7 separate regions of the Homo sapiens genome follow, and all the other regions are linked to region 3. Evidence: chromatin contacts called from ENCODE Hi-C or POLR2A ChIA-PET data. All regions are on one chromosome and are shown on one strand. The core of a region is the stretch at or near the end of the contact, and the rest is flanking DNA. Distances in the headings are between cores, read along the strand shown. Region 1 overlaps ABTB2 (ankyrin repeat and BTB domain containing 2). Region 2 overlaps LOC105376626 (a long non-coding RNA gene). Region 3 overlaps EHF (ETS homologous factor). Region 4 has its middle 60 kb from the start of CD44-DT. Region 5 overlaps ABTB2 (ankyrin repeat and BTB domain containing 2). Region 6 overlaps LOC105376626 (a long non-coding RNA gene). Region 7 overlaps PDHX (pyruvate dehydrogenase complex component X).

Region 1 (4,008 bases), core at 1,159-3,658, 480 kb before region 3:
GGCCAGGGACGCTTCTCTAGAAAAGCTCCTCAGCAAACAAGTCTACTGTGAGAGGCATTTAGGGAAGGAAATTAGGAGCACAGGCTTGGAGGCCGTATGGACCTGGGTTCAAATCTGGGCACGGTAAAGTGCTAGCTGAGTATCTGTGGGCAAGCTACTGTTCCCCTCTGACCCTCAGCTTCTTCATCTGTAAGATGGGCATGATTGCCTCTTCCCTGCACTTGTCATGAGGACTAAGATAATGCACATAAAGAGGAAGGGCTCACAGCACCTGCACCCAGGAAGGGCTCCATGTGGTGTCAATTACAGGAACAGAGGAAAGAACGGGCCCACTTCTGCCCCTCAGTCCCCAAGTATCCCAAAGAGTTAGATGTGTGGGCTCTCCTGCCCCAGTCCCAATGTGTGTCTCCTCTGTGTAGCAGACCAGCAGCTGCAGGAGACGTTTCCAGACAGCAGCCAAAGTCTACAATAGATCTGTTCCCATACTCAGGCTTGGCCTTTGCAGAGGACACCCTTAGAACAGCTCAAATGTGCTGCAGCCCCTGCTCTCTGACCCCCGCCCAGCCATCTGGGGAAGAAGCGAGCAGAGGGGAGCCGCTGGGGGCAGGTCATGGATGCCGGGGCCCTCCCTCCTCCCTGGTTCATACTTGAGCTGCCGAGGTTCACAGTCCAGACCAGGCAGCAGCAGCCGGGCTGCCTGCCGGATGTCGCCGCTGTCCACGGTGAGGCTGCGGCGGTGCTCTGCGTAGGTGATGGCCACGCGCATCCACTCCATGAGGGGCGGCAGCAGCATGAAGGGCCTGTGGGGCAGCAGAGAGAGGGTCAGGCCTGGGGTGGGGTCCCTGCAGGGCAGCAGAGAGAGGGTCAGGCCTGGGAGGGTGCTTCTTGTGGGGCAGCAGAGAGAGGGTCAGTCCTAGGGTGGGGGGCTCCCTGCTGGGCAGCAGAGGGTCAGGCCTAGAGAGAGTGCTCCCTGAAGGGCAGCAGGGGACCCCTTAAGCACACACATGCTCACAAGTGGCAACCAAGGCTGATCACCCCTTGCAAGGGACCTGCTCTTTCTGCTCACAGAGACCCCGACTACCTGCAATGCACAGAAGGAATTTCCATCATGGGCCATTAGCAGAACCTGAGGGCCCTCAGGTGGCCCAGGGAAGGAGCAGTTCCCCAGTGTGTGGAATTGGGGACCTTTCCCCCTCCAAAGAGTTCAGTCAGGGTCGCCAAGTGTTCTTCTATGCAGAGGGGAGAGGCTGCACAGCTAAGAGTCTCACAGACCCAGGTCCAAACCCAGGGCTGCCACCAGCAGGGTCAGGTCACCATCCCCTCCGACAAGCACACTCGAGTCTGGTTCTCCATCTGTAGCACACGTGTGATACCTCCTTATGGAGGCTGTCATGAGGCCAAATGGGATGATGCATATTAGGCTGTTGTACAACATTAATGACCACTCCTTCCTCATCTGGCACCTAGACTGAGGTGGGCTGACACCACTTCGTGTGCCAGGCCAGGTTGCCCCCAGTTTGGTGCTCAGAAAAGAGTAGTGGCCTCGGCCGGGCTCGGTGGCTCACGCCTGTAACCTCAGCACTTTGGGCGGCCAAGGTGGGTGGATCACGAGGTCAGGAGATCGAGATCATCCCGGCTAACACAGTCTCTGTTAAAAAATACAAAAAATAAGCCGGGCTTGGTGGCGGGCGCCTGTAGTCCCAGCTACTCTGGAGGCTGAGGCAGGAGAATGGCGTGAACCCGGGAGGCGGAGCTTGCAGTGAGCTGAGATCGCGCCACTGCCCTCCAGCCTGGGCGACAGGGCGAGACTCCGTCTCAAAAAAAAAAAAAAAAAAAAAAAAAAGAAAGAAAAAGAGTAGCGGCTTCAAGTCCCACAGGGAGGAATGGTCCTAGCGGGTCCGAGTATCACTAAGAGCCCACAAAAGCAGGGAAAGGCGGCGGCAGGCTTAGAGCTGCAAACTCCCGGGGCGCCGCTCATGAGGCCCGCTCTGTGCCACCAGGGGACGCCATGTGCACAGCCTGTGCTGGGCCCTGACTGCGGCTCAGGCCGCGCCCGCCCCTGCCCTCGGCGAGCGGCTCAGATTCAGCTGGGGGGCGGGGACGCGTTTCTGTCCTCTGCCAGCTCTGGCAAGGCTCCGTGTTGGAGCCCCCTCAGGAGACCACTTCGCCGTCCAACAGACCTCCCCGCCACCGAGGGGCCCGGATGGCAGCCTGTGGCTTCATGACTTCGTGGGACACCCACCTGCTCTGCCCAGAATGGACGGAGCTCTTTCCCTGCTCCATCACAGGAACAAGGCAGCCCTGGAGCCCTGTCCCTCACTCATGCTGTTCTCTCTGATGACAGCCCAAAAGTCAGCCTCCCGGCTCCTGCCTGTTCCCAGCCCTTCCCGATGCCACTCTTGTCCTTCCTTACAAATTAAGCCAGGGAGCGGGCAGGCAGCCAGGGGCAGGCGGCCAGGCCTCCAGCCACCCCAACTCCCTCGGGGCTCTTGGAGCGTCCCGCCTGTGCGGTCACTGTGGTCTCTCCCCTTGACATGCAGCTAAGTGCTCCCGCCAGGGAAAAGATGTCCATTCTCTCTCCTTGGCTAGGAAGTAAGCCACCTCCAGGGAGTCAGCCTGGGCTGCCCTCGGAACCCCTATCTCAGGTCTCCAAAAGCTCGGGTCATCTCCAGAGTTCTAAAAGTTTCTTCTCTCCTTGAGGGCAAAGAATGCTTTTATTTTAAAAAGTGGCAAACAAATATAAATGCTCCTTGACTTAGGATGGGGTTACATACCAATAAACCCATAGTAAGTTGAAAATATCCTAAGCGAAAACGCATTGAATACACCTCACCTACTGAATAGCCTACCTTAAACATGCTCAGAACACCTACATTAGCCTACAGTTAGGCAAGATTATATAAGCCAAAACCTGTTTTATAATAATGTTGAACATCAGTGTAACTTACTGAATACTGTATGAAAGTGAAACAGAATTGTTGTGTGGGTACTCGAAGTAGTTTCTACTAAATGCATATCGCTTTCACACCACTGTAAAGCTGAAAAATTGTAAGTTGCACCATCATAAGTTAGGGATTTTCTGTAATCAGAAGTGATCTTAAAGGTCTTTCCTTTGGGAAGGTATTCTGATGTTCTGGTTCTGTCATTTCCAATATTCCTGGGTTTGAACCACTTAACTGGTCCACTGAGCATACCAATCTGTATGAAGGGGAGGGCCACAGGCCAGTAAAGCCTCACTATCTCTGGCCCTCAAGGACTCCCAGAACCTCACCTCACCCTATCTCCTGCCGTGACTCACCCCTGTTACCAGGACACACCACCAGCACTCATGGACCTCAGGCCCACCCTGCCTGCTCCCATCTATGCATGAGAACGAACAGCTCTCACCCCTGCTTGTCTAGATCCTATTTATCCTTCAAGACTCCATTCCAATGCCACCTGCTTCAGAAGCCTTCCCAGATTCTCTCTCCCCACCCCCCCAAAAAAAAGGGGGGCTGGGTGCGGTGGCTCACGCCTGTAATCCCAGCACTTTGGTAGGCTGAGGCAGGTGGATCACAAGGTCAGGAGTTCGAGACCAGCCTGCCCAATATGGTGAAACCCCGTCTCTACTAAAAATACAAAAGTTAGCCGGGCGTGGTGGTACTCACCTGTAGTTCCGGCTACTCAGGAGGCTGAGGCATAAGTATCGCTTAAACCTGGGAGGCAGAGATCGCAATGAGCCGAGATCATGCCACTGCACTCCAGCCAGGGTGACAGAGTGAGACTCCGTCTCAAAAAAAAAAAAAAAAAAAAAAAGAGAAAGAAATATCTTCCTGCTCTGAGATCACTGAAAACTTTCCTTTACAGCAATAGCCATGAATGCATGTTGTCTTCCTAACCAGACTGTTCCTTCTAAGCACGGGAACAATGACTTCCTCATCTCTGTATTCTCTGAAATATGACCAGCCTGGGGCCTGACATGGCAGGTCCTCAATAAATGTTCACTGAAGCCAGGCCTGCTGGCACACG
Region 2 (4,201 bases), core at 1,347-3,846, 360 kb after region 3:
CACAGGAGCTCAAGAATAATATGGTCAGTCAGTCATCTGATTTGATGAGAGACAGAGCTGGCCATTTAAAAAGAAAATGTAAAGTTTCACTGCATTTTTTTTTCCTGCACTGAAGGACACTCCTTAGTGGTTAGTGTTGATTATTAGCATTGGCCTAAAGACCAAACAACACCATTGAGTAACAGGATTTTTCAAGATTCCATGTATTTGTCTGGTATTTGGGTTTTATTTCACTTTACAAAGATTTTCTTTTTTGTTGTTCTTGTTGTTTTATTATACTTTAAGTTCTGGGATACACGTGCAGAACGTTCAGGTTTGTTACATATGTATACACTTGCCATGTTGGTTTGCCACACCCATCAACCTGTCATCTACATTAGGTATTTCTCCTAATGCTATCCCTCCCCTAGCCCCCCACCCCCCAACAGGCCCTGGTGTGTGATGTTCCCCTCCCTGCGTTCATGTGTTCTCATTGTTCAACTCCCACTTATGAGTGAGAACATGCCGTATTTGGTTTTCTGTTCCTGTGTTAGTTTGCTGAGAATGCTGGTTTCCAGCTTCATCCAAGTCCCTGCAAAGGACATGAACTCATCCTTTTTTGTGGCTGCAAAGTATTCCATGGTGTATATGTGCCACATTTTCTTTATCCAGTCTATTATTGATGGGCATTTGGGTTGGTTCCAAGTCTACAAAGATGTTTTCAAATACAAGTATTGATGATTTTAAAGTAATTGTACGCAAAGCTGTGATGTTCATGTGTACTCCATTTGGTGGAAGGCAGAAATGCTCACTGATCTTTTGTTATGTACCCCCAAACATGTACGAGATCCGACCAGGAAGCAAGAGAAACTGCTTTTGTTCCCTGCTTCTCCCCCATTGCCCCCAAGGAGCCATCTGATGTGGACTCATTAAAAGGGAGAATATTTATTAGGCTACAGTGCCAAGTCTGCCATCTGTTATTATTGCTCTCAGCTTTTCCACATGGCAGGTGTGGTCACATCAGCCTCAAGCCATTCCTACTTGAGAGGCAGCCTTCTTAGGAAGGGCTGGATTAGGCAGATTAAATTATCTGCCTTAGATCTTAGGGAATATTTCTTTTCCTTTTGATTTAATTGTACAAAGGTTTCTATTCTTTGTTTTCTTCTTGACAGGAGAATGGTAAACTAAAGGGCTGAGATAAGGGTGTGAACCTATGGGATAGAAGCCCAGGAGGCTGTTTAACCTGTTTCTGTTCTTGGCTTAAGCAGTGGTGTGCCGGTAAATGTTTAACAACCAGCTCTTTGGAGAAGAAATGCATATGGATATATAACCAATTATAAGTCTGTTATAAATTTTACTGATTTACAAGGAGTAAAATATATGACTTACTAAGAACTATAGAACATACAATACTCCTTATTGTATGTTATCACGGAATGCTTTACCTGATTTTATAGAACGCTTTTATTTGCAGCCAAACTATGATTGCAGTTGATGAATAAGTAGGTTACTGACCTAAATGTTGGTTGACATTTTCCTTTACACAAAAGAATAAGATAAAAGTTAAAACAACAGTGACACAGAAGTTTACATGTTTGTCCATGAAGAGAGTACTTTCTCTACTGAATCAGATAATTTTCAAATACTGGAATATTTTCTCAAATTTTGTGCTATTCATAGTGTACCAACTACAAACATGACATTTTTAAGTTTAATCTGCATTATTTACATTTTTCTCTATTATTTTCTTAAGTCTAGAGACAATCCACAATAAATCAATCCCTGATTTGTAGTATTTGCTGATTTCGGTGGTATAAATGCTCTGATTTCAAGCTTCCAATGTAATGTTACTGAGTGTAGAATTAGGAAGAGATGCATAGCTCTCCATTATTACATAGTATTTCCACCATTAAAGATACAATAGAGGTAAAAACCTCAAGAACATAGATAATAGTAAATGAATAGGAAGTGGTGAGCTTTGGGTATTTATTATCTTTGCTTCCGGTATAATTTATTGAATCCTAAGCTTATATAATTTAGCTTTCAGTAATAGCTGTGTTTAATAATCAGCTTGCAAAGTTCTTAAAAGTTTAACAATCAGCTCTCACGAGCTGGTACAAGCCAGCTTCAGCACACCACTGGCCTTAGGCATTCCAATGGCAGTGGTGGTGGGGGTCGGGGGAGACATACGCCAATATGCCATGCTTTTTAAAATATGAAACCCAGGGCCCCACTCCTGGAAATGAGTCTAAGGTGAGACATCAGGGTTTGAGGTCGGAGCTCCATTAACAACCTCTCTTTGCCAGGTCTTGTTCTCTGCTCATCTCCTTTGGGACCTCATGGGGTAGAGGGTGGAATGGGGGTTTGAGGTGGGAAAGAGTTCATGTGCTCTAGATCCTGGGGCTCAGCCACTTTTTTCACTACTGCTAACTTGGGGTACTGGCCCAGCCCCCTTGACATCCTGCGGATATCTTGCTATCCTACGGAAGTGGAAATCAACCCAATTTCTCAGTTCCTAACCAGAAATTAGACTCCTAGAGACCACTGAGAAAGCAGAACTGAATATGAAAGGCTGTGGGCTAGTTAGTTGGGACCATGAAATCTTTTGCTGGGGCTGGCTGCTGACTCATGGGGGAACTTTTCTGTCTCAGTAGCCCACATGCTCAAATATCGTTGTTAAGTAAAGCTTAAGGGCAAAGCGTGATGGCCTCTTGTGTTGGTGTAAAGCTTACTCAACAAATGAAAAAGAATGGTGGCCTCCATCATTTTTTGAAATTAGTCCATGAAAACCTGAACTTAGAACACATGAAATAAGGAATGATGTTATTTTTTAAAAGGGCTTTTGCTTTACAAAAAGACTCACAGTTACTTAGAAAATGCCCCTCAGGTAATTTTAAATGGTGCTTACAAAATCCTCATTTATATATATATATATATTTGCAGAAATACATATATTACATTAAACCTATATTCATTGAACAGTACCCAGAGTCTCTTGCATTATCACTGTAAAACGGAAATGTGACCCTAATTGAGGGGACCTGAGGAGATTGCATACTAGCATAAGGGTATGTTCAGGACAGTAAACACAAGAACTTCTTTTCTTCTCTTTTGCTAGGCTGAGAGTCAACTGTGGGCATCGTGACTGAGCAAGTAATTTTGAAACTATTTGGTAGTCTCTGTAACACCTCCTGGACAATAAAGTCACTAATGAAAATTGAGGTGTCTTAGCTTGAGTGAAAGTGTTAAAGCTTTTTCAAATGCCTGAAAAAACCATCATAAAACATACATGTGAGGGAAAAGACAGTGGGTTGTCATGGAACAGGAAAGCCATGAAATCAGATAAAGCAAAAGTACCATGCACTTAGAAAATTCTGTTATTATTTATTAGTTAAATTGGCCCAGAATTCCTTGTGGAAAAATTAAAAGGCTAATGTCCACAGGAAAAGAAAAAAAAAAAGAATTGTTCAGGGATTATTAGGAATCCAGTTGTTTTCCTGAGCAGTTTCCAAATCCTGCAGATACAAACAATAATAAGAGATGATTAGGGCATTACTTGAGCTTTTTTTTTTTTTTTAAAGAGTAAAGACATTTCCACTTGAAAGCTTCCATAAGTTCTGTGAATGCATGATTTCAAAGACAGAATGTCTAACTTGATTTCACAGACTCTTCTTGGCCATGGTAAACAGGTTAGAAACAGGCATGTGATTTGTTTTATTAATTTGCCACTGCCTCATATCTGCGCTTAGACAATTTGTACCTTTGTATTTTAGTGTCTCCAACTTGGAAATGTGTAATATTCTGTACAGTAACGTTTTCATGGAATACAGGGAACCAGTGGATCTTTTGACTTCTTGTACCATGTCTCCCACCTCTTCCCCTACTCCCTGTACTTGACATGTCACATGTGGGGTCTGCTGACCTGTGTCTCTGCCTCTGCACTTACTGTTGTCCCATCTCCAACTGCCATTTACACTTCCCTGTACCATCTGGATCCCTCATTTTATGACCCTAGGCAAAGAGATCCTGTTCCAGGAAGGCTTCTAGGATGATTAGTACCCTTTCACCTTCTGCAGACCAGAATATGCAACAAGCACAGCGATCTTGGAGAGCTTGGAGAAGGTCATGGCTCTAAGTGTCCTGGAGAGGTAGACTGGCTTCAGGAATTGGTGATAAGCCTGAACTAGTTTTCCGGTGCTCTGTGTGCTATTGCTGGGGCCAA
Region 3 (3,892 bases), core at 627-3,126:
CCATACTGAATGCCTTTACTATACCACATCAAATAATTGCTTCTAAGGTAGTGCCTTAGATTCCCAATTTTCTGGGGTCAGAGACTGCAGGCTTGAGTTTGTAGAGGCTGACAGAGAAACCACCTCCCATAAACAAACATAGGTGACCAGGCAGTAGGATGGCAGAAGCTCTGCAAAGATGCCAGTTCTGTCCTTATTTAAGCATCCAGTTCTGGCTCCATCTGGGCCCTCTCTGACTATCCCAATCTGTCCTTCACAGGCCAGTGCAGTAGTGACCTGTTCCAGTCCACACACAATGTCATTGTCAAGACTGAACAAACTGGTGAGTAGTAGTGGACAAAGGGAGCCAACCTAGCCTGGCAAAGCTCCGGGGAGGACAGTTGGGAGAGGGCAAGAGAGAATGTGGGGGCAAGTTTTTGCAGGAAACACAGGGAGGCCTTTTCCCTGGCTGTCTCTGATGGGCCACCCCCACCATGAATCTCATTCTTGCCCTTGCGACCAGTGACTGCCACCTATTTCCAATTTATAGACTTATGGGGAGCCACACTTCTCTGCCTCCTACTCCTGGTTGTGGCATCATCCAGACCTCAGGCCAGCAGCCAAGGAAAAGCAGAATATATGGTGGGCCTCCCCACCTTAAAAAGTGTCAGGGGAGTGGCCAAGTTTGGAAAGAGAAGAGGAAGGGGCAATGTCTCCTCTTCTCTCCCTCCTCCCTTGATGGGTGTGTGTTTCACAAAAAGGGTGAATATACTAACTTGGTATTGTAGTTAACAAATTTTTAGGGGCCCTGGGGAGCTTCTGCAGAGATGTACAAAGGTACCTGCAACCCAGCTCCTGCCTTAGGTGTGTTTTTATATGAAGGACAAAATGCTGGGCTCTGAGCAGAGTCTACAGTCCCATAGCATCTACATTCATTTTCGTTTCCTTTCCCCTGTCCTAAATCTCTCTCCTGGAGACTGTCCTCCAAAGTCCATGAGCCATCATAAAACTGTGCAGCAACTATTGCTCCTAAGTCACTCCCCATGTTCATGCCTGGGAGCCTGGGAGCCACGTGGGCCAACCAAGCTTTCCATAGACCTCCCTGAGGATGTGTCCCAGTCACCAAGGACAGAATTTGACCTGCAGGTGATTTGTGAGTCACTTGGGGCCAAAATTGGCCCATGCAGTTATTTACCCTTTCATAAGTGGGCTGGCCTACCATTATTAAAGAAAAAAGCAATAGCTGCTAAGCATGCAAATTAGGCTTTGCTAGCCCTGCCTTTCTCTTCAGAGGCCAGGGGATGGGCCATCTGGATGTTCTGTGCTTTACAGGCCTGGCCTTGCCCTAGAGATGGATGCAGGACTTGGTCAGGAGGATGGCACCCCCTCCCCTGCTTGACCTGTCAGATAGCCCCACCGAAGGAGCCAGGGTAATACTGGAGAGGTCCCAAATAACTTGATAATTCCTTCTTGACCATCCAGACATTCTTGTGTTGCCAGTTCAGAAAAGCTGAGTGGAAGGGTGGAGAAGAAGGTCCACCCTAGGAGGAGGGGAGAAGAAGCTCATAGAGGGGCCAACACCCCCATACCTCTTTGGTTCAGTTTGTTTTCAGAGACAACAACAGGTGTACAAGGTGACCCAACAAGGAGAGAGGGTGTAACCCCAAGAGATTGGGCTTGGGGTGTCCAAACATGTAGCTATTAGCTAAAATACCGGCTAAATCCCTATGTCGTAAACACGAGGACTTAGCCAGTAAGTCAGGTTTTGTATCATTTGTGCTATAAAAACAAAATGAAACTCAGTCAGTGGCTTACACCCCGGCCCTAAAACTCAGAACCCAGCAAGGAGGGGAGCTGAGGGTAACCTAGGTCTGCGGTGAGGAGAAAGCAGGAAGTTTCTGGTGAGGACGAGGTGAGAGATCTTACAGCTTTTGGCTAGCCAAGAAACAAAATGCTTCTGTTGGAGACCAGCCCAGATCTGGGGGTTGCGTAGGAGTTGAGCTCCATTTGGGGTAGGTGGAGGGGAGTTCCCTTTGAATCTGAAATCTGAAGAGTCAGTCAAAGTGAGAGGTGTTTACCGCAGCACACAGAAGAAAGAGAAAGAGAGACAGAGTACAAGAGCACTTCTTTTCTGCGATGGGGCAGTGGGGCTTCACTCTTAAAAGGTGTTTGTTTGATTTAGTAACACAGTCCACCCCTTCTCCTTGGTTTTGTTTTGAGAATTTTATGTCATCCTTTAAGCTAATTGGAAAAATCCTAGAGGGAGGGGGCTGTCACCCAACTTGGATGACAAATCTCTGGATTTCAGCAAGGAAGAAACTGTGATAAGATTGACAAGACTCTTCCTGAAAGAAATATCATTAACCCCCCAAGGCCTCATTAATTATTTATTATACATTTAAATAAATTAATCCCTAACAAGGCCTTCCCCCCCACCACACTCTAGGGTAAAAATATTCTGGTGATTATGCAGTAGAATGCAGAACAAAGCCAAGCCAGGTTAGGAAAATTCCCAGGAACCACTTGGTCTAGGACAGGTTCCCATTCTTGCAACTTCTCTCACTTCCCTAAAAATGCAATAGGTACAGAACACATGGATGAGGCCATTTCCCCGAGGATGCTGAAAGGAAAATTAGACAACATTATTATAAAGTAACGCAGCTGAAGCAGAATCATATCCCTTGTCTCTGAGGACCACTCCTCACCCCCCATACTTTGTTGATGAACAATGAATTAGAAAACGCAGCCTCTTCTCCCTGGGGAAAAGAGATCGCTGACTATTCTCCTTCTCTATTTTTTGTAGAGCCTTCCATCATGAACACCTGGAAAGACGAGAACTATTTATATGACACCAACTATGGTAGCACAGTAGGTAACTAACTCCCTGACACTTAAGGCCCTTTACATTCTTATTCAGTTTGTCTAAGAGCCACAGTGTTCTATTGTGAGGTGGGGGGAGGGGGTGCTCTAAATGTCCTTTATCTTTTCATGGCCACAGATTTGTTGGACAGCAAAACTTTCTGCCGGGCTCAGATCTCCATGACAACCACCAGTCACCTTCCTGTTGGTAAGCTGTCATCACATCTGAGGCTGGGTATGCCTAATGCTTAGGGAGAATCAGTGGGAATTACCAACACTCTACATTTCTGCCTTTCTGGAGTCTTTCTAATTAAAGGGCTAGGAAAGGGATGGGGTTACCATTAGACGAGGTTTGCTTTTGAGGCAATATTTGTACATCGAAGATGACCCGTAGGGATCCTCTAGGCAAAATGTTGGTCTCCTACGAAACTAGTCACTCTGTTGTGACAATAAAAGTTGTTTAGGCTTTTCTTTATTTTCAATGAAAACTTACTCTTGCAATATAGCTGCTAAAATTATTCATATTTGGGTATACTTATGGGAAATAAGGCTATATTTAATTTTCAACAAACTACATTTGGCTTTAGAGAAAGAATACCTCATAGTAAAATTCAAAGGTCCGTGAACCTGTAGTGATAGTTTCTGGGTGAAGGGGTAGCCATTGGAAACTTCCAGAATCCCCACAGTTACACTATTTTGTCAGTTTTTAAGTCTAATTCCGATGACTCATCAGTGCTCTCTAATCAGTCAGAGCACCTGCATTTTATGAGTTACGTTCACTTTAGCTGCATTTGGTTAAGCTTGGATGCAACTGGGGCTATCCATGCTCCTTAACCAAGGTTACACTGGGTGAGAAGTTTGGGATGTTGGGAGTCTGGGAGAGGGGATTTCAGATTACCACCCCCACCTACAAATAGGTGCATTGGCGTGTACAGTGTGGGAAATGGTTGAAAGAGGATCTTATGGTTTCCCGTGATCTGAGTATGAACTTGTGGATCTCTTTGGGTCTATGAAATGGCACTTAGACATCAGTCACAAGTGATAGTGCCTCTCT
Region 4 (3,795 bases), core at 299-2,798, 430 kb after region 3:
TAGTGTGGAAACAAGTAGAAGTTGGCTTATTGAGTGTGCTCATCAGCAAGTCATGCAGGGACCTCAGAAGCTGGTAGAGGGAAGAGAAGAAAGCTTGGAACTGCCAAGCCCAAGATGAGGGTGCCAAGGCTGTAAAATAGGACTGGTCTCTGATGGAGTCATAGAGAGGCCATCAGCATCACATTAAGTAAACAATACGTGGCTCCTTGAGCTAATAGGCCAGCATCTATAACTAAGTGGAAACTTTTTGGCAAGAAAGGCAAGATCCCAGGCTCTTCTAGAACAGAGGTTAACAAACTTTGGCCTTTGGGCCAAACATAGCCCGTGACCTGTCACAGCTTTACTTGTTGATAAATAATGCTGTACAGAAGCACATGTCTGTTCACATGTTACAATGACAGAATTGAGGAGTTGTGACAGATACTGCAGGGTTTGCAAAGCCAAAAATATACTCTATCTAGCCCTTTGCAGAAAATGTTTGGCAACCTCTGTCCTAGAAGATGGTGAGGCTTGGAGGCAGTATTGTGTTTCCAAGTGATATGTTTATCATGGACTGAGGGAAACCACTGAAAAGAAGGAAATGGCAAGGTTTAGGCAGGATGTCAAGACCGTATCTGAATAGTCTAGAGTCCAAGACCCCAGGTGTAGGCAGAAACCAAAGCAAAAGATCTCTCCTATTGATTGGACAAACATGGGGAGGATTAAGGCAAGAATGAGGCTCATTAGGCTTGTGAAATCCAAGCGCACCTTATAATAGATATAGACAATTCCAAAGCAAGGACAGCAAGTCCAGTTTCAATGATTGGCTGATGGGTTTCAGCCAATGGTCAGTTTGAAATGCTCAGTGCTGAGTGGGGCTGGGAAGGCAGAGACTGCCCCGGGAGTAAGGAACTATTAAGTCCAAATAACCTGGATCTTTCTGCTAGACAATAAGAGGATGGCGCTATCCTCTCTACTTCCTGTTCAATATAGTAGCTCATCACACTCATCAACAAAAGGAATGCAATGGAAATTAAAATATCTCCCAGATATGGTTGTCAGATTTAGCAAATAAAAATACAGAACACCTAGTTAAATTTGAATTTCAGATACACAAAGAAAAAAATTTAATGTAAGTTTGTCTGAAATATTGCATTGGACATAATTATACTAAAATTATTTATTATTTGAAATTCTAATTTCAGTGAGAGTCCCGCATTTTGTCTGGCAACACAATTCCCCGGAAACTGGCCACCTTTGTGATAAATTATGATTAACAAAACAATGTTTTAACTTCTGGGGCAGTAAGAAATTTCTAGACCTCTGGTCCTTTTTGTTTCTCCCTCTGTCTACATACTTCCTTTCCCACCTCCTTTTATCTCCTCTCTATCACTTCCATTTCAAGGCTTGTCCAGGAGGGAGGACCAGTCACATCTGTCAATACTTCCAAGAATTATCATATGGCTTTAACTCTCATTGATTAAACCAGAGAAAGGCTGGAAACAGAGAAAGAAGAAGTCAACCTTCTTAAAGTGACTCACAGGAAGGAAACCTGGTGGACGGACAGTTTGACGATTGGTTTCTGACTCACTGGAGATTTCTTTGCTAGAGATATGCATCATTAATTTGGTATCAACAAACCATTGACATTTCCCGGGCAGTACACAGAATGCTGTCGTGGTAAAAACAGGTTTAGATTAACTGCTGGGCACTTCCTGGTTCCAAACATTAAATTAAAATGGAGATTTTTGGGTTTCATGGAAATCTCTGAGATAAAAAGCAGAAGACTCTGTGAGAACCACGCTCACAGTTTTCAGGCATCACCCCAGCACTATATTCTGTGAAGATGTTCTTGGGAAAGGTTCAAGAGAAGTCAAATCTGTGTAACTTGCTGTATGCTGTGGTCACAGTGGATAAACCTCACCTGCAGTGAAGAGGATGTGGGCAAAGATTATGCTCAGTGATGACTTTAGAAGCTTGGGCAATATGTAAAAAACACTTACAAAACATTAAACTGATGGGATTTTCATTATTCTTCCCTACCAATCATTCTCTAGTGACCTTTCCACCACTGTGACAGTATTGGAGGCACCCATGAGGATCTCCCTCTGAGAAAGAACTTGCTGTTCAGCTGCAAGGAGTGCAGTTAGTTTGCAGCCCCCAGCTGTTTGCACCTTAGCATTGTCTCATCTTTGAAGCTCAGGCCATCCTCTTCTTGGGCAGCCCCCAGAGAAGGGCTGAGCACAGAGGGGTTGCTATGGCTTGGCCATTTCTTTCAACATGGGGCTCCTCAAATGAGCAATATTTGTTTTCGAAATGCCCATGAAGTGAGCCAAAACTTTGTCAGGTCTGCACTGAGCTCTGAGGCTCATGCAGTCCAATCCTGTTTCCTCCCCATTTTGTCTTCATTTCCCAATGCAATTGATTCAATGATTGTGTCCCCTAAAATTCATATGTGGAAATCCTAACCTCCAAGGTGATGGTATGAGCAGGTGGGGACTTTGGGTGACAATTAGGTCATGAGTGTACAGCCCTCGTGAATGGGATCAGTGCCTTTATAAAAAAGAACCCCAGAGAGCTCTCTCACTCTTTCCACCATGGGAGGATACAATGAGAAGTTGGAATCTGCAACCCAGAAGAGGGCCCTGACCATAACCCAACCATGTTGGCACCCTGATCTTAGACTTCCACCTCCAGAACTGTGAAAAATAAACTTCTGTTGTTTCAGCCACCCAGTCTGTGATACTTTGTTACAGCAGCCAGAACTAACACACCCAAGAAACCTCTTGCTTTCCTAATTCTGCCTTCTTGGCCACTTCCCTGAGAGCACATCTGACACACTATCATGGCTTCAAGGAAGCAGGCAGAATGGGTGCCATTTTAACAAAAGAAAATAAATTTTATGGGGAAAGTTCTTACCAGAAAGGAAGGGGACAAAAGGTTAAGTTCAGTCCTTCCTGCCCAAGAGAGATTGTGAATGAGAAAGAAATAGAGGCAGAGTGTGACCTTCAAATATTAGGGTCTTGCCTCCACTCTTCCTTGGGGTCAAGCCTTGTTGGGGGCGGGCTATAGAAGCATTTAGAAAGGTATTAGGAACCTAAGAACATTGGGCAAGTGACATACTTTCCCACACATGGCCTGGAGGAGGCTGAAAGCACCTAGGAGAAGCCTCGTATTTGTCTTGGCACCATGTCTAACATGGCTTGAATGAGATAGTGCAGCATTAGCAGACAGAGGAACCTTCATAGACAGCAATGTGATGTTTCCCTATGTTTCTACAGGCCCCGGTAAAGGTCAGGGAAATTCAAGGGAGATTGCTGAAAATGTAGAGGCCTGAGGTTGGGAAGTGGAAGCCACTGAGATCAAGGACTTTGATTTCTAGGGACAATGACATTGTCAGTGTTCCACAGCTATGAATGCCATTGCATGCCAATGGAGGGCCTAAACCAGGATCACCTCAGGGGAACTAGCATAGGACCTGATTCCCACATGCATAGTCACATGGTAATGCCACTCCCACCAACCACAGAAACAGGTGCTAACGTTGGGGAACTTAAGGATGCTGGAAGAGACCAAGAGTCCCTGATTGTGTAAGTCTGGTCTTTTCCTCGTTTCTCCACAGGGTTAAGGGCGCACAGGGAAGATTTGATCAGTTACAGAAAACAAAGAAGCTGCATATTTTCGCACAGCTGAGAGTGTGTAAATCAATTAGTGACCCCACTGCATTTGAATAAAACAGCTTACATTTTGAATTTTAGTCCAAGCTATACAGTTAAGAGGGTCAAACTTAGGGTCTCTTAAGTCACATCTGAATAA
Region 5 (4,200 bases), core at 38-2,537, 420 kb before region 3:
ATAATCACACCACTGCACTCCAGCCTGGGTGACAGAAGGAGACTCTGTCTCAAAAAACCCCCTAACCTCCCCCCAAAACCCCAAATGCCCCGCAAAACATATACTACCCCCTCCATCATGCTGGGAGCCACTGAAGGGAGACACCCTGTCATAGTGGTTTGGTCCTCCAGTGGCTAGGGAGGTAGCTGTTTGCTAAGTGAATGTTAAGTCCATCCCAGTCGCTTCCTGCTAACAGTCCACCACGGGAAGTTAGGCATTTAATAATGAGGACACAATTAGGACACCTGGGCTTGGTGCATGAGGATTTTTCTTTTTATTTTTTTGAAGACAAAGCAAAACAAAAAAACAACCCTTTCTTTTTGAGACAGGGTCTTGCTCTATTACCCAGGCAGAAGGGAAATGGCATGATCATGGCTCACTGCAGCTTTTTTTTTTTTTGAGACAGAGCCTCCTTGTTGCCCAGGCTGAAGTGCAGTGGTGTGACCTTGGCTCACTGCAGCCTCCGCCTCCCAGGTCACTGCAGCGTTAAACTCCTGGGCTCAAGCAATCCTCCTGCCTCAGCCTCCCAATTAGCTGGGACCACAGGGGTACACCACCACACCCAGCTAAGTTTCTAAAAATGTTTTGTAGAGACAAGGTCTCACCATGTTGCTCAGGCTGGTCTTGAAATCCTGGGCTCAAGCAATCTGCCTTGGCCTTGCAAAGTGCTGGGATTATAGGCATGAACCACTGTACCTGGCCCACCTTTTTTTTTTTTATTATAAAGGTAATTATGATTATTTTTTAAAAATCAGAAAGGAATAATGAATAAAGTTTCTTTTAATACTACCTCCCAGAGATAACTATTATTAATATATTATAATTTTTCTTCAAATAGGCTTTTAGTACAAATAGTACATGTACAAATACATGTACTAACCTATCAATTTTTTAAAATCACAAACCGAATTTGAGAAACAGGAACATAATGAAATTATTTTTCACCTAATGCTGAATCCTGTATTTTGTGGACATCTTTTCAGGTCAGTGTGTTTGGATATATATTTCTTTTTAAGACCTACACAGTTTCCAGGGTCATCGCTCCCTCAAATTTGAATTGTCAGCTTGATCCCTCTCAGAAGACTAGAGAAACCATACATCCCAGGGCACCTGAAGCAGGGCCAAGCTGGGCTGCAGGTATTTTCCACAGTGCTCTGGCAAGGCCTTCTCCGTGGCTCAGTTAGGGGGTTTCCCTTCTCCCCTCCCCTCCCCTGTTGGGGTGGGGGCAAGGGTAAGAGCGTCTCCCTGGAGGAGGTGCCTAAAGCAGGCTGTGAGTCACTCAGATGAGCTTCCGGGTGAAGTCATGCTGAGAAGCTATTTGCAGACACCTTACTCAAGGAGGCCTAAGGAAAGCATGGGGGGATGCCATCTCAAGCGAGAAATGGAGAACTTTTAGATTCTCCCCTCCCTGGCCTTTCTAGAGCAGAGGCTGTAACCGGAATATCAGAGACACAGTAAATTACCTGGGATTTCCCCATCAGGGAGATTCCTGGGTTACTCTCACTGATAACAAGACTAACTACTCACACCCAGGGTCCCAGGGTGAGGCTGGGCAAGGGAGGCACCAGGGCTGGTTCCACTGCTCAGAGGAGAAATGCAATTCTCTCCTGTGCCTCAAAGTCCAGCATTGTGAGAACACCTCGGATGCCAGCTCTGGCTCCGCCTCTCACAAAACCTAGGTAAAGTGCTTTGTGCGGAATCTTTTCCTTATGAAAAGGCAGGGCTACCAGGCAGTGCCAAGCCCTGGGACAGTCAGGTAACTAATTGCCTATTGCGACTCCCAGCTTACAGGGTAATGCTACCTGCTCCTGCTTAACCTCAGAGACTGGGAATCCCAGTTCTGCCACAGAAGAGGGCCCTTTTAGTTTCCCTGAAGCACTTATACAGAGATTATTGTGTTTATTTTATTTATTTATTTATTTATTTTTGAGACAGAGTCTCGCTCCTTCGCCCAGGCTGGAGTGCAGTGGCGCTATCTTGGCTCACTGCAAGCTCTGCCTCCTGGGTTCACGCCATTCTCCTGCCTCAGCCTCCCAAGTAGCTAGGACTATAGGCGCCCGCCACGGCGCCTGGCTAATTTTTTTTTTGTATTTTTAGTAGAGATGGGGTTTCACCGTGTTAGCCAGGATGGTCTCGATCTCCTGACCTTGTGATCCGCCTGCCTTAGCCACCCAAAGTGCTGGGATTACAGGCGTGAGCCACCGTGCCCGGCCGAGATTATTGTGTTTATTAATTTGCTTACTTGCTCAGTATCTGGTGCCCCTACTCCCTCTAAAATGCAAGCTCTGCATAGCAGGGATTGCCTGAAAAATGTCAGCCACATAGATGCTCAAGACATTTCTAGAAAAGAAATGAATGCCATCAGCCAAATATCTGACCATGACCCGGGGTAAGTACTTAACCTCTAGACCTCAGTTTCTTCATCTGTAAAGCGGATATGGTTTCTTCTCTGTAGTGGTTATGAACATATCGCATAAAGCACTAAACCCAATGCCTGACACATAGCAAGAGTTCAATAAAAGGGCTCTCTCTGTTATCCTCAGAGATGACAAGGATCTTGAACCCCACAATAAACTGCTACATCTCCAATACTGAATGAATTAGCCTCTGTTCAATAAGCCCCACAGGAAGGGGAGCGGGGGAGGTCAAAAGGAATTGGTGCCTGTGATCCCACCTTCCTAAGAGGATTTGCCTATCAGAGCCATCCAGGACCTGATTGGGGATCTCCTTCTGGCTTTTAAGCCACAAGCCATGAATACTGCTGACACCACTCCTATGAAGTAGCAACAAGTGATCCATCGCTAATTGCACTTTGCAGAGCTTTTTCTGATCCATGCTAGAGGCATTAATTAGCTGCAGGAGGTCAGCGCTAGCTAAGTGAACACTCTTTGTGCCCCAGGTAAGGAGACCAAGCTGAGAAGGCAGAGCAGAGCCTGTTCCTCCTTGAAACAAACTTTCAGGCAGCAAAGCCCTAAACAGAGACAGCTGTGTGGTCTGGGCAAGCACAGCGCCTAGCTTCCCTGCTGCCCACACTCAGAAGCAGGCTGAGCGCCAGACGGGGAGAGATGCTGCTGGGTTCTGGGGTGGACAGACATCGTGGACATCGGGTGCAGGCTGGTGGGTACACCCCTGCAAGGAAGAGAAGGGTAAAGGCCAGGTGGGAAGTCCGTGGATATTCTTGTTGGCAGAGGGAGATTAAAAATAGAAAAAAGAGACAGGGCTGGAGAAAGAGGAGGGGAGAAAAAGTATTAAAATAGAGTTTTTTCCCTGGAAAGAAGAGGTCATTTGGAACAGTCACTTCATATGAAAGGTAAAAAAATGTGTTTTGAAATAGCTGAGAAAATATGGAAATTTTCTTCTTCCTTTGCTCTTGTTGTAGAAGGGTAGAGAATTCACACTTGTCTTCTACCTCCAGAAGGCACAGGGCAGAAAACACAGGACTCTCTTTAATGTGCCTTTTAAGACAAAAAATTCTTTCTAATTTGGGGTGGGTCACTCGACAGGTTTCAGAGAGGTTATTTCTAGGGCTGGAGAAGGACTCTGTGCCGCCAGTTTTCCCTAACAGCAGCATTTTAAGCAGCAGATTTTAGGTAGCTTGAAGCCAGAGGACCCCATTCTCTTTTGATGCCTCCCCGGCACCCCCTCCCCTCAATCCACTGATTTACTCCGGGAGGCCTCAGGGCCCAAGGCCAGGCCTTGATCTCCTGGGGAAGCAGAAGTGATTGAGATGCCGATACATCAGGCCTGTTAGCCAGGCCAGGAGGGAGACAGGAGGATAAAGAGACAAAGAACCGAGGAGGGTAGATAAACGAAATCGCATCAGCCGCAAAGCTGCTCGCTCCTAGATAGATTAGCACCTTCCTCTGCCCTAATCATTCCAGACAGCCTCTGCAGCTTGGGTGTGCCCAGCCATCTGGGAACCCTCAGGGATTCGGACTCTATTTTGGCAGCTATTATCTGTGGGGGAAATAATTCTCTCCTTGGTGAACCTCAAGTTTATGAGAAAGTTGAATGTATGCAAAAAGACAAAATCATTTAAACTGTACAAGGGAAGCAAGCTGTTTAGAAGTATTTTATGGAGTCGTGGCCAAGAGTAGGGGCTTTGGGGACAGAATATGTACCTCTGGATCATCTTGGACAAGTTACCGAACCCCTCTGTGT
Region 6 (3,581 bases), core at 545-3,044, 390 kb after region 3:
GCTCAGTCCCCTAGGCTGTTTCTTCTCATTACCTCAGTATCCTAACAGTAGAGTACCCAAGGTTCAGTGCCGGACAATTTGTCTCCTCTGTCTATACACTCATCTCAAAGATTTAAATGCCATCTGACCACTCTCAAATTCATGTATCCAACCTTGATAGCTGTAATGACATCCTCACTCTAATAATAACAATAGTAAAGAACAACAAAAGTAAGTGATATGCTACATTCCAGGCCTATTTGAAGCACTTTACGTGATTGGATAATAGATACTTATCACATACTTTGAAGTAGATTCATTGTCATCCCCATTTTATAGATGGGAAAATGGAGGTATAAATACATAGTTTTGTATCTTGCAACCTACAATTGATAAGCAGTAGATTGAGAACTAAAATCTATCTACTAGACAGAAATTGTTTTATATATCCTTCCAATATAATCTTATGAGATGTTACTTTAGACAGAAATCTGAAAGCCATCTTCAGGTTCTTTGTTTCCTTTACTTTCGCATGTAATCTATTCAGAATTCCTGGTCCTTTCAGCCTCGCAGTGTATCTTGAATTCAATTGCTTCTTTCCATTTCTCCTGCCATCGCTGAGTCCAGAGTTTTTTGACCTTGGCACTGTTGACACTTTGGGCTGGATAGTTATTTGGTGTGTGTATTTTAGGATATTTAGCAGTATCCCTGGCCTCTACCTAGCTGATGTTGGTAGCATCTGTGATCATCAAAACATCTCCAGACATTGCCAAGTGTCCCCTAGGAACTGAGAATAACTAACCTAGTCTGAGACGTCATTAACTTTTGCCTGAACTACACTAATCTCTTACCTGTCCTCTTGCTTCCACTTTTATTTCTTTTTTTTAATTGTCCACAAAGCAAGCAGCAAATGGAAATAAGATTATGTTATTCCTCTATCTATCTAAAATGCCTTAATACTTTCCTATCAGATTTATTAAAAATGTAGGGAAAATACCGATTTTTACAAAGGCTTTGTGTGATCTGGCCTCTGCCAAACTCAGTCTCATCTTATAGTATCTTCCTTTTTGCTTAACCCATATGGGAGTTCTTTCAGCTCTGGAGTCAGTTGAGCTTTCTACCAACTTGTTCTTCCCTGTGGCAGAAAATCTGTCTCTTCTCCTTCTCCTCAATGTGCATGTGTGCGTGCATGAGTGCGTGCACACACACACACACACACACACACACATTCTACATACTACTTCTACCCCATCCTGCATGTCACAAAACTGGCTCCTTATCATTCTTCAGATCTCAGCTTTAACATCACCTTCATGGAGAGACTTTCTCGGATCACCCAATGCAAGTAAGTTCCCACCTGCCCTCACCCCATTATTCTCCATCATACCCAGTACCCGGTTTCCTTTTTCATACTCTTCATTGTATTTATATATGCATTTGTGCCCATTTGCATGTTTTCCATCTACCATATTAGACTGTAAGTCCCACAGGGCTTGTTCACTGTGGGGTCTCTGACAATTTGCACAGTGCCTGGTGCATAAAGGCAGTAAATCACTCATTGAAGAGGCTGCTAATTGCATGTCACTTAGAGTGGTTGAATAATTTCAAAGATTTCCCAAATCAACACCTGATGATGGAACGCAATCTTGGGAAGAATAATATGAGTAAAGGAGAGGGATTTAGCCATAATCAGGAGTTTAATCAGAGCTGACATGGTTTGTCTTGGAAAAAGGGAAATCCTTGTTGGGCTGCCACTATGCATTCTTGAGCTATGAACTGGCCAGACTTGTTATTTCTGGCTACAGTTATCCACTACTGAGTAAGTCACTGGGTAGCATGGTTTTCCCCCTTTCAGTTGGTGGTTGCAATATGGCGGAACTAACCCCATTATCAGTTCTTCTAGGCTTCACATTCAGGATGTGAGGAAACAGGAATTAAGTATAACTCCCTTGGGGCCATTTCAACAGCTGTGGTTTTTGAGGAAGTTCCTGTCTCCCAGAACCAGCTTCAGGGGAAAAGGAGATGCACAGCAAGAATCATGTTCTGTGACTTTCTCCCTGGAGATAATTCTAGAATCACCCTGATGTGTTTGTGTCTGCATGCGTATGTGCATGAACACGTGTGCAACTAGAAGTGGTCTAGTCATTTCTAAAGCTCAAAGAGTCTTTAGGCAATATTTAGCCCAACCTTCTCATTTTATAGAAGGAAATTGAGGCCGTGAGAAATCTGACTTGCCCAGTGTCACACAACTAGTTGATAGAAAAGCTGGATTTATTGACAAGTAACACTGATGTCTGAAATAAAAAAAGACAGGAAAAAAAAGAAAGAAAAGAAAACTGGATTCAGACAAAAGCCAGGTCTCTTTTGATCACACTTCCATGTCTGGAAGGTCCATTTCAAAACAGCATTTGATTGTTTTTTTCTGGTTAAAGAGGAATACGTAGGGAAGATTCACAGCTGCCATTCTGGGTGTTCTGGGTTCTGTCAAGCCTTGGAAGGATGACTTCCAGCTGCCTTTCTAAGAGGCAGCACTTGGCAGAAGCGATTGTCAGCAAAAGTCGTATATTCTAGGTGAAATCCCAGCCTTGTCCTCTGACCTCAGTTCACCCTTTAGTTTCTTTGGTTTCAGCCATGACTTATCAACCACCAGCCAGCCTGCTTGGGTTCCTCCTCCAGCCTGTCCATTTGTGGTTCCCCCTTAGTCATCTTGCCAACCCCTAGCTTGACTGTAGACCCCTTTACTAGCATAGTTCTTGCTTCTCCTGAACACACATTGGCTATTCCCAATATCTGTAGACCCAACCAACCCAACAGCTCATTGCCTAAAGGCTTACCCATCAGCACAGCACGCCCCTTTGACCACCAAGAGAATACAAAAGCCCAGGCAACTTCCATCCTCTTTGTTGGGCTCCTCTATCCTAGAAACACTGAGAAGCAGCCATCACACAGAGTACAAGGGCATTTCCCATTGCTACAATCTGTTTTCATTTTTCAGAATATTAAAATTTGTGAGCCACCTCAAATCTTTCTTGGAAGAAATAGACACATATTCCTATTTATCAGGGAATAAATAGATGTGACCACAAACAATGTATTTAATGTGACAGAATTTGCCAAAGAAAACCAAATCATGTGAGAAGGATAGACTCTACAGATCAAAACTGGATCCTTTGAGCAAAAAGGAATAGGATTTGGATACAGTTGTCTAAGGAATGAACTACAGGTTTGACTTTTTTGGACAAAACTGAAATATGTGATGGATGTTCCCTCCCCTTTCTATTTTTGGCTGTCCACCATTCTACTCCTTCTATGTGGGGAGATTTTCCTACCCTATTGTGTTTTGTGTTGGTAAAACCCAGTGCCCTATTTCCTGGTATAGAAGTTGGGAAGAGGAAACTTGTCTCTTCTCCTGAATTCTGGCAGTGTTGGTTAGTGACCTGTGCTTAGCCAATCAGATACTTGGATATGTAGGACTTGGAATCTTTTCAATGTGACACAAGGCTGCAGGTATACATGGAAATAGGATCATTGCAGCAATAGTGGCACATCAGTAATGGTGGTGACAGCAGCAGGAGATAATGGCTGTGGCACTGGCAGCATCC
Region 7 (4,118 bases), core at 95-2,594, 340 kb after region 3:
TTTGTGAAGGTTAAATGAGATTAAGTGTTGAAACAACCTGTAAAATATAAAGTACTATTATAATGTTATGGAACTTTATTGTAGAGCTAGAATTTCCTTATTTTTATATACATTAAATTTTAAAAATTAACCATTATAGGAAGATTTCCTTGATTCTGAGCAATTTACCAAATTTACTGCTATAATACATAAGTCGTAAGTAGTTATGTTAGCTTTCTCTATTCCTTGCATCCTGAAGACTCTAAGTTTAAGAGGTAAGAACGCAGTCTCACCAGCCTCTCAGTTGGGCCTCACAGCAATGGGAAGGGCAGTCATACCACTTTGGAGTGTAGTGGTCTCTGGCGGGCCTTGGGCATTTCCTGTAACCCCCAACAGGGACTCAGGGTTTGCTGAGCTATGGCTGCCCGTTAGCTTCTCATTCTACCTGCTTCTCTTTCCCACCCTGCTCTCTTCACTCTTGTTCTTACGCTATGCCAGGCACTGGGCTAAGTGCTTCATTTAATCCTATTAACCCAGTACAATTGGAACCTTAACTTCTCCATGAAATTGAGGAGATTCAGTTTTAGCAACTTTGATAAATTTGCCCAAGGCAATACAGCTAGAAAGCAGTGGCAATGAGGACTAGTTAACCCAGGCAGTTTGATTCTAGAGCCACTGCTTAATGAGCTTTCTATTATACCACCTCTCTCCTTGCTTTTACTGTTTACCTTTCTTTTTTCCTGTCTAATCATTCACTTCTTTACCTCCCCTTTGTCTTTTTCTCCCGCAAAGTTACCAGAAAGGAGGGTTTGGTTTGGTCCTCAAGTAGTACTTTCTTGTATGAAGTACTCTTGCTGGGCAGGTCTGTCATGCCAGGCCAGTGTGTCACATGGTACAGAGCATAACAACCTGATGAATATAATCACCTTTGGTTGTACTCGGAAAAAATAAGGGGACATTGAAGCACACTGAGGCCTCTCATGAGAAACAGGCACCTTGCATGGCCTATTTAACATAATAGTTCTGTAGTTTACAGGAGAGAGAGAGAGCAAAAGAGAAAGAAAGTTTATGTGTGTGTGTGTATGTGTAAGAGAGAGAGATCTGAGCTCCTGCAAAATTAGTTTTTTGTTGAAGTGGTTTATCTTGTAAGCATGATTATCTTAAAAACTTAAATGTTGGATTGTTTAAACGGTGGCTTAAAAACTAAATATTTTAGATAGGCTCTATAGAGATATGTTCATTTAGCTGCTGTGGATGAATAGGCATTAAAAATAAGTATGCACCAAGTAGAAACCCTGAGTGTGTGTGTGTGTGTGTGTATGTGTGTGTGTGTTCTTCACGTCCAATATAGATTTTGACTCAATTCCAAGTTAAGCAAGATTATATTGAATTCAGCTTTACTGTGCAAAAAACAGCATCTGCCTGAGTGTCCACGTATAGTAGTGAGTCACCTTTGGTAATAAATGCATTTTCTGTCCTGTGCTTTAATGTGGTTATATTTTACCGCATCCCCCAAAAAGGGTAGACAGTAAATGTTACATTTATGGAATAGTAGTGCCATTTTATACAGTTTGAGTCTCGTCAGTATTTCTACATCAAGCTTTGTACTATGGCTTATTTAAAAAGTAGAATGTTTATGTATTTAAACAGATAAAATTTAGAATGATTTTAATTCCAGGGTAAAATCTGCTCCGACCAGAGAGAAAAAACTAATTCATATATGAATATAGTATTTGTAATCCTCTTGTTTAAAGACATGCAAGTTCTAGAAGTATTTGTACTGCTTAATGTTTTAACAACTCTAACAATAATAGCAGCGGGCATACTTTGTACCAGTTTTTGCTGTAAGCCTTTTATATATATTAATCCTCTTTAAAACCACCCTATCAAGTACAAGATAATAATTTGATATGGTTGATGAAGCAACTGATGGGAAAAAAGAGAGGTTAAATAATTTGCCCCAAATCTTATTAAGTGATGTAGCCAGCATCTGAACCCAATCAGACTGTAGACTAGAGCCTCCTCCCAACCACTCAGCTTTGCTGCTTCCCACATACTAGTTACATAACTACTGTATGACTATAGAGGTCAGGTTATCAGCCTTCTAGAATCAGTAATGTTTTCTGTCAAAAAAAAAAAAAAAAGAAACTTGAGAAGCAGCTCCTGGATTTTCAGAAATTAACAAGAAGAATAGCTAAGGACTCAACAGTTATACCAAATGCACCATAATTAGTTGATTCACCAGGTAGAAGAAAAGGAGTACAATCATTGGTTTTCTGTGTCTGTAAGACCAATCTTTTGGTTTGGAATTTGAAATATTGGAGTTCTCTCTTATCCAAGGTTTCACTTTGTGTGGTTTCAGTTACCCGTGGTCAACCACAGTTGAAAATAGATGAGTACTGTACAAGCTATTTTGAGAGAGACCACATTCACATGATTTTTAGAGTTATAATTGTTCTGTTTTATTATTAGTTATTGTTAATCTCTTACCATGCTTAATTTTTAAATTAAACTTTATCATAATTGTGTATGAGTAGGAAAAAATAGTACAGTCATGCATCACAGCAGGGATACATTCTGAGAAATGCATGGTTAGGCGATTTTGTCATTGTGTGAACACCATAGAGTGTGCTTACACAAACCTAGATGGGATAGCCTGCTACACGCCTAGGCTTTGTATGGTACAAACCTGCAGTACAGCCTATTACTGTACTGAATAGTATAAGGAAATAGTGATACAATGGTACGTATTTGTGTGATAGGAATTTTTCAGCTCCATTTTAATCTTATGGGACCACTGTCATATATTTATGTCTTTGTCTTAAGTGTCCTTATGCGGCACATGACTGCATGTATAGAGTTCAGTACTATCTGCCATTTCAGGCACCTACTGTGGGTCTTTGAAGTATCCCCTGCAGATAAGGGGGGACTACTGTATGCAACTGGGAGAAAAAAAGGGTTAAGAAAGAAGAGACCTGAGTCAAACGGGAGAGTACTCTGCCAAAGAAGCAGTGAAGATTCCCCGAGGAATGTGAGGTTGTGGTCTTAGCAAGTAGGCAGTGGATAAGAGAACCTGCAGCAAAGAAACCAAGGCTCTCTACCTGGTGAGGCAGGAGTAGTCTTTTTGAAAAGACTGTGGGATCATGGACAGGTTGAGCTCTGGATTCTCACTAAGAGACATACTATCCAGTACACACTTCCCTCTGATCGTCACTTGGCTGGCTTTTTTTCATCATTGGTTTCTCAGTTCAGTTGCTAATTTCTTAGGCCTTCTGCAGCTTCTGTAGCTGAAATAGTTTCCTAACACTCTTTATCTCATTACCCTGTTTTATTGTCTTCATATGGTTTATTAGTCTTTGAAATTACCTTGTTTATTTATTTGTTCACCCTTCTGTGTTCCCTACTGTCTGATGTTCACTGTCCATTGCCATTTATCTAATTCTAGAAGAGTGCTTGGGATACAGTAGTTGCTTGGTGAATTTATTTTAAAACAAATTTCAGTAAAACTTGTTTCATTGAAATTAATTTTTCAAGAGTTTGTGGCTCTCTGCAGATTCATCCATGAACCCCAAGTTAAGAATATCTGTACTACGCATTTACTTCTTGACCCTCTGTAATCCCAAGGATGCCACTGTGGGGGCTGTAGGCATACCCCAGCCAAGTTCAAGTTGGTATTCCTTGAATAAAGTAATGTAGTGACACACCTTGGATCCTGTGTTATTCTTAATTCTTCATTACTTATAACAGTATTAAAAGGCAGAGGCATAGTTTACCTTATAAGTACCCAGTAAATTTTTTTAATGAATAGCAAGGCATTCGATGTATTGTAGAAATATTTAGTGGTCATTTTTTATTCTTTCAGCTGGATGCTTCAGGTAACATGTACTTTGATTTTGAGTCCACATTGCCAGGAGATCCCAGTGATGATTACAAATTTATAAAACCAACGATCCTTCTCAGATTCCATACCTATTTCAGACTTACTAGAGTTCACTGACAGGAATTTCCTGTTGATGTATTTAGGATCTACAGAGTTTTTGTTTTTAGTATGTGTGCGTGCAATCTACTTATTAAAGTGAGTTTTTTTCATTTGTGGTAATTGTGTGGTAGTTCATCAGGATATGTTGAGATCATCTGCC

The links. A loop is a pair of places that touch in the nucleus more often than their neighbours do. ChIA-PET counts read pairs that join two places held with the same protein, here RNA polymerase II (POLR2A). Pooled maps may share reads with other maps.
Region 1: a loop to region 3 is called in a pooled map, with 2.8 times the contacts of the local background. The contact joins two enhancer-like sites. A Hi-C loop is called at or near these places in 2 of 50 pooled maps. POLR2A ChIA-PET finds 5 or more read pairs at or near these places in 2 of 52 experiments (HepG2 and PC-3).
Region 2: a loop to region 3 is called in a map with no recorded cell type, with 11 times the contacts of the local background. The contact joins two enhancer-like sites. A Hi-C loop is called at or near these places in 6 of 37 single-sample maps with no recorded cell type and 11 of 50 pooled maps. POLR2A ChIA-PET finds 5 or more read pairs at or near these places in 1 of 52 experiments (activated CD4-positive, alpha-beta T cell).
Region 4: a map of natural killer cell shows a loop between it and region 3 (5-fold over the local background). The contact joins two enhancer-like sites. A Hi-C loop is called at or near these places in 1 of 168 maps with a recorded cell type or tissue (natural killer cell), 2 of 37 single-sample maps with no recorded cell type and 10 of 50 pooled maps.
Region 5: a pooled map shows a loop between it and region 3 (11-fold over the local background). The contact joins two enhancer-like sites. A Hi-C loop is called at or near these places in 1 of 168 maps with a recorded cell type or tissue (naive thymus-derived CD4-positive, alpha-beta T cell), 8 of 37 single-sample maps with no recorded cell type and 13 of 50 pooled maps.
Region 6: a map of CD14-positive monocyte shows a loop between it and region 3 (4-fold over the local background). The contact joins two enhancer-like sites. A Hi-C loop is called at or near these places in 1 of 168 maps with a recorded cell type or tissue (CD14-positive monocyte), 1 of 37 single-sample maps with no recorded cell type and 6 of 50 pooled maps. POLR2A ChIA-PET finds 5 or more read pairs at or near these places in 1 of 52 experiments (T-cell).
Region 7: a loop to region 3 is called in a pooled map, with 2.8 times the contacts of the local background. The contact joins two enhancer-like sites. A Hi-C loop is called at or near these places in 4 of 50 pooled maps. POLR2A ChIA-PET finds 5 or more read pairs at or near these places in 2 of 52 experiments (PC-9 and activated T-cell).

The regions. Positions count from the first base shown.
Region 1 is chr11:34,172,508-34,176,515 of GRCh38, forward strand. ABTB2 (ankyrin repeat and BTB domain containing 2) reads right to left here. Exons shown (of 17, transcript NM_145804.3): 4 at 648-800. Among named protein-coding and RNA genes, the nearest start is that of NAT10, 69 kb to the left of the region's middle. RefSeq lists enhancers at 1,076-1,998, 1,999-2,919. Within about 2 kb of position 2,409, at least 7 of the 41 ENCODE cell types and tissues checked have a DNase peak (open chromatin) inside an H3K27ac peak, as active enhancers do.
Region 2 is chr11:35,004,360-35,008,560 of GRCh38, forward strand. It overlaps LOC105376626 (a long non-coding RNA gene), which reads right to left. Exons shown (of 4, transcript XR_001748180.2): 4 at 3,344-4,201. Among named protein-coding and RNA genes, the nearest start is that of MIR1343, 65 kb to the left of the region's middle. Within about 2 kb of position 2,597, at least 8 of the 41 ENCODE cell types and tissues checked have a DNase peak (open chromatin) inside an H3K27ac peak, as active enhancers do.
Region 3 is chr11:34,648,760-34,652,651 of GRCh38, forward strand. EHF (ETS homologous factor) reads left to right here. Exons shown (of 9, transcript NM_012153.6): 4 at 260-322; 5 at 2,783-2,851; 6 at 2,978-3,046. Among named protein-coding and RNA genes, the nearest start is that of EHF, 30 kb to the left of the region's middle. RefSeq lists an enhancer at 1,885-2,134. Within about 2 kb of position 1,877, at least 10 of the 41 ENCODE cell types and tissues checked have a DNase peak (open chromatin) inside an H3K27ac peak, as active enhancers do; they include natural killer cell, where a contact is called at or near this core.
Region 4 is chr11:35,076,288-35,080,082 of GRCh38, forward strand. No RefSeq gene overlaps it. Among named protein-coding and RNA genes, the nearest start is that of CD44-DT, 60 kb to the right of the region's middle. RefSeq lists an enhancer at 1,807-1,856. Within about 2 kb of position 1,549, at least 12 of the 41 ENCODE cell types and tissues checked have a DNase peak (open chromatin) inside an H3K27ac peak, as active enhancers do; they include natural killer cell, where a contact is called at or near this core.
Region 5 is chr11:34,232,909-34,237,108 of GRCh38, forward strand. All of the region lies in intron 1 of ABTB2 (ankyrin repeat and BTB domain containing 2), which reads right to left. Among named protein-coding and RNA genes, the nearest start is that of ABTB2, 120 kb to the right of the region's middle. RefSeq lists enhancers at 1,093-1,617, 1,294-1,623. Within about 2 kb of position 1,288, at least 13 of the 41 ENCODE cell types and tissues checked have a DNase peak (open chromatin) inside an H3K27ac peak, as active enhancers do.
Region 6 is chr11:35,034,242-35,037,822 of GRCh38, forward strand. The region is part of intron 2 of LOC105376626 (a long non-coding RNA gene); the gene reads right to left. Among named protein-coding and RNA genes, the nearest start is that of MIR1343, 94 kb to the left of the region's middle. RefSeq lists an enhancer at 2,168-2,237. Within about 2 kb of position 1,795, at least 5 of the 41 ENCODE cell types and tissues checked have a DNase peak (open chromatin) inside an H3K27ac peak, as active enhancers do.
Region 7 is chr11:34,986,452-34,990,569 of GRCh38, forward strand. The region is part of intron 9 of PDHX (pyruvate dehydrogenase complex component X); the gene reads left to right. Among named protein-coding and RNA genes, the nearest start is that of MIR1343, 47 kb to the left of the region's middle. Within about 2 kb of position 1,345, at least 4 of the 41 ENCODE cell types and tissues checked have a DNase peak (open chromatin) inside an H3K27ac peak, as active enhancers do.